Regions from separate parts of the Homo sapiens genome. Here region 2 is linked to region 1. A link is a loop called in an ENCODE intact Hi-C map of the cell type or tissue named here. Cell type or tissue: Calu3. All regions are shown on one strand.

Region 1 (2,500 bases):
TTATCTATTTCTTCGCAACAAAATGCTGTTTCACATTTATTATAAGGTGATAATGTGTGATAATAAATTGACTAGTTTATTGAGGGGACAGAGTTGGAAAGAGCTAAGTAACTGGGGCCCCTGGAAACACTGAATCAAGAAGTGTCACTCTCTGCAGGGAGGGCAGGAGCTGAGCTCATGAACTAATACCTTGCTCACCCCATTCCTAGCCTCCTTGAGTTGCAGATGCTTTTGGTGATATATCCTCATTTTCACTTTAAAGAGTTCTTAACATTTGTTGTAAATGTATTTAAAAGATTCACCTAGTTAGACCTGTACCCAGTCCCTGCACCCCTAGAAAGATAGCCCATCACCCGTAATTCCCTTAAAGGGCCAGACGAGCTCAGAGACTAAGAGCCGAGAGTGGAGCCAGAACACCTGGGTTTGAATCCGGACTCAAATGACACAGTCATTTCCCAGCAGTGCTGTGTGACTTTGGGCAAGTTACTTAACTTCTCTGGGCCCAGTCTTCATATGTAAAGTTGTATAATAATAGTACTTAGATCATAGGGTTACTTTGGACATTGAATGGGTTAACAGATGTGAAACTCTTAGAAAAATGCATGGCTCCAACTAGTGTTAACTTTAAAAAGCAAAACAAAAGAAAACAAAACTTAAAATTCCTTTGCCGGTTACTCATATTAACAAAAACAATTACATATGTTGCTGTATGTATATTCATTTACCTTCAGAAGCATTCTAGTAAATGCGAGCCATCATGTGAATGGTAAGAGGCTGGCTTAGCCCCTCTGGCTTAGCCCCTCTGGCTTAGCCCACCTCCAGCACCAACTGTCAGAAGAGCTCTAAGACTAATGGATCTAAACCTAGTTCACTTTAAGTCATTGACCAGCTTTGTTGATTGCATTTTGCTGTAGCAATGTTAGAAACCATATACATTAAATGCTCCTGATCTTCCTCAGAGATGGCCCTGCTCAAAGATGCTGATAATATTTATCTGTGTGTGGATGTAGCTAAATTTCTTTTAAGTAAGTCCATGGAGGAAATAAAAAATACCTCATAACTTTCCCTTTCATCTTTGGATGCCTTCCTTCCAGCAGAGTTTATGTGGAACAAAAACCTGTCTTTCTAGCCAGTTCTGGCCCCACACAAGCCAGTGATGTAATCAAAGTTCATCCTTGGGGCACTTCCTACCTGGGCTTTAACCCCTAGTCTGATCTCTGTCACCATACCTACTCTATACCCTCATCCTCACCTCTGTCTTAATGAAAATATATTGAACATATTTTAAACAGGTAAATAAATGTTAGAGGCCCAGTGTATAGCTCCTATCCTGGGAAAAGCCTGCCTGTCGCTTATTCTTCTCCCATGGAAGGCCTTCTCTACATCCTATCTTTCTGCATTTAGATAAAATATGCCTAATTCCAAGGGATTTTGTGAGGGGGGGCAGGAGGAGTTATCAATAATATAGTGGACATAAAATGGGATATTTTAAGGGAGAAGGAAAAGAGGAAAAGGTGTGGAAAAAAAAAACCCAAGAGCAACAAAGTAGTGGGGGAAACCACAGCAGAAAAGGCATTAGAGAAGGAAAGAGAGGCGAAGTAGAGAAGAGAGTTAGCTCCTTTTGTGGTCAGCGTCATGAGAAGCAAGTTGAACAGGGCAAGGTTTAGGAAAGGGTCCTCTGGCAGATTTAGGAGGTCAGGTAGGGAGGATTACTGAAAAGCCTTAGTTGTGAACTACACTGAGGCAACAATATGGTCCATCCAACTGGGGGCATGGCAGAGGTGTTAAGTCAGATTGGCAAGTGGCCCAAATTGTTGGTCAGGCTCTGGCCAGGTAAGCCAATTGGCCAGAGGTCAGCACCATGGATAGTCCCAAAGGATTTGTGGACTCTGGAGAGAAGTGAAGAGAACCCTACATATTTGGTGACAGACTAAAGTTTGGTGTTTTTTTTAGCTCAGCCCCTAAGGCTGTTTTGGTTCTACCTATATTCAAAAACAACATTTATTGAGCACCTATTGTGTGCCAGACACCCTTACTAGTTCTGGAGAATGACAAAGAAATGAGATGATACTGTCTGCCCTTAAGAAGCTTACTACTCCCTGGATAAACTAGAAATTTTTAAAAATGAAAATAATGATATGGCCCTCTTGAGGGAGGAGGGTGGGAAGAGGGAGAGGATGAGAAAAAAAATAATTGTTGAGTACTATGCTTAGTACCCAGGTGACAAAATGCTCTGTACCTCAGACTCCTGTGACATGAGTTTGCCTGTATTAACAAACCTGCACATGTACCCCTGAGCCTAAAATAAAAATTAAAAAGTGAAATAAAGAAAATAATAATAGCTAATATTTATTGAGCAATTACTATATACAAAGTACATAATTCTAACTGCTATACATAAATTATTTTATTGAATTCTCTCAACAACCTTATGAAGGAGGTATTAGTATCCTTATAGATGATGAAGCTGAGGCACGTAGAATTTAAGAAACTTTCTTTG
Region 2 (2,500 bases), 68 kb before region 1:
CTTTATTTTGGGAATGTTAAGTGCTCATTATAATTACTGTAAGTTTTTTCTCAGTTTGTGGTTTGCCTTTAACTTTTTTATTATGTGTCTTTTGCTAAATATATGTTTTGATGACATATATGTAAAGCCACCCACTCACCTGTCCAGAGATTAAATTTCATCTATATAGCTTGGTATGTTTATGATTTCTAGTTTTACATTAAACTTTTAAATCCATGTACATTTATGTTGGAATATGGCTTATATAGGGACACATCTTTGTTTTTTCTGAAATAACTAATTAGCTAGCATCTTTTTCATTGACTGGTAGTTCATCCTTTCCCTATTAATTTGAAATCTCACCTCTGTCATATACAAAATGTTTTTTATAAATATGTGTGTGTATCTGCCTAGAAATAACTTGTCCAGGCACATCTTACAATTCTTGACATTTCTAACAAGACCACTCTGTTACTTTACTGTTTTAGAAAGCACTTAAGTATAATGCTTAATCTACTGTATTAAAACTGTATACAACAGCCAGGCATGGTGGCTCATGCCTGTAATCTCAGCATTTTGGGAGGCTAAGGCAGGAGGATCATTTGAACCCAGGAGTTCAACAACAGCCCAGGCAACATAGTGAGACCTTGACTCTACAAAAAATTTAAAAATTAGCTTGGTGTGGTGGCATGCGCCAGTGGTCCCAGATATTCAGGAGTCTGAGGTGGGCACTCGCTTGAGCCTGGGAGGTTGAGGCTGCAGTGAGCTGTTATCACTGCCACTGCACTCCAGCCTGGGTGACAGATCAAGAGCCTGTCTCAAAAACAAAAAACAAAACAAAAAACTGTATCCAGTGCTTGTGTATTATCCTAATTTCTAAAAATCAATGACCCCCCAAAATATTTCCCTCATCAGAATGTTCTGTTATCAGCCAAAGATTTCTTTCTGTCAGCTCACATCCTGCCACAATAAAGGCAAACAGTGGTAGACAGGGTGAACCATTGTGATTCTGAAGCATTCTAAGTGGTTTCAGGGATATGAAAGTTTCATCATCCTGTTTTGTGGTAGGGGAAAAGGAAATATTGTTAAAGTAAACATTGAAATTTGAGGTAAATACCAGTATTCGAACTTTGAAAAAGTAGCCAGAATGTTCCTAAGGTGGCAACATTTCAGAAATTATACAATTTCTCAATGCCGCTAGTTATTGGAACAGTTCTAAGGCTCTGCCCATGTGTTGACATCACATTCCATCTCCCTTGTTCTTATAGGGCTTCAGCCACACAGCTGGTTAAGGTGCAATTTGACCATGACTTTCTTAAGAAATGAAAGGTACATTATGGTGCTGTAGGTCAAATGTGAAGTATGTGTCCTATTTTGTGAACTATTGTAGCAAAACTAAATCAATGAAGGGATTTTGCTGAGAAAGTAGTTACCAGCATTCACAAAGCTGGCTACTGGGTGAAAAACCTGAATTCTGAGTTTTGCAATTAACTGCATAACACTGAGTATTACCTAATAATGATTCCTTTGTTTTTTTCAGTTCCTTTTGCATTATATAGGTGTTTTCCCAAATGTGTTCTGAAAGACATTATTGCTGCAAGGTGCTCTGGAAGACATTTCAGGGACCATGGTTAAATCAGTTAAAGAAAAGCTGTGTACTAGATCCTTCTCTAAGAAATGCACTGGCTGGGCACGGTGGCTCATGCCTGTAATCCCAGCACTTAGGGAGGCCAAGGCAGGCAGATCACTTGAGGTTTAGAGTTCAAGATCAGCCTAGCCAAAATGGTGAAACCCTGCCTCTACTAAAAATACAAAAAATGTTAGCCAGGTGTGGTGGCATGCACCTGTAGTCCCAGTTACTTGGGAGGCTGAGGCTATAGAATCACTTGAGCCCAGGAGGCAGAGGTTGTAGTGAGCCGAGAGCATGCCACTGCACTCCAGCCTGGGCAATGGGAATGAAACCCTGTCCAAAAAAAAAAAAGCACAATATGTAGTCTCATACTAAAGGCTTTAAGAAGTCTTACAGAAAAGAAATTTAAATCTTTTGGATCTATTTCTTGACATCTGTAGGAACTGTTTCATAAAATCTACTTTAGGAACCTGTATTAGCTGCTGTCCAAGGTATCAAACGTCTATAATTCTAGTTCCAGTAAAAAGTTGTATATAAATAACTTACTTTATATGTAGTACTTTAATTTGTAATATCAGTATGGAATCTTCTTAAGGAAACACTGAAAAAAACCTTTAATTGTACAAGATCTTTGTACAGTATCATGGACTTTTAAACACAGAAACACAGAGAAGTATTGTTTTGTCCTGTGAATACCAAAACTTTGATTTGGATTTATTAGTGAGAAAAAAGCAGGATCAAACGTTTCCCTACTTTTTAGGAGTTCTGTGCAATACCTCAAATTCTATCCAGAATGTTCCTACAAAGTACAGTATGATGTTAGACACTCTTTACATCCAACATGTTTTCTTTTGTTTAATTTAATTTGAGCTATTATTGGCTCAAAATATA

Evidence for each region. Peaks named below come from ENCODE experiments on the same cell type or tissue, not always from the same donor. Only the 100,000 strongest peaks of a DNase experiment are listed, where the experiment ranks them.
Region 2: it touches region 1 in a loop (3-fold over the local background); 1 of 110 quality-filtered maps calls a loop at or near these places.

What each region holds. Positions count from the first base shown.
Region 1 is chr5:80,919,387-80,921,886 of GRCh38, forward strand. It overlaps LOC107986428 (a long non-coding RNA gene), which reads left to right. Exons shown (of 2, transcript XR_001742759.2): 2 at 1-2,500. Among named protein-coding and RNA genes, the nearest start is that of RASGRF2, 40 kb to the right of the region's middle. In Calu3, no CTCF peak of the experiment used is centred here; DNase peaks (open chromatin) are centred at 1,145 and 1,835.
Region 2 is chr5:80,851,527-80,854,026 of GRCh38, forward strand. All of the region lies in intron 20 of MSH3 (mutS homolog 3), which reads left to right. Among named protein-coding and RNA genes, the nearest start is that of RASGRF2, 110 kb to the right of the region's middle. In Calu3, no CTCF peak of the experiment used is centred here; no DNase peak of the experiment used is centred here.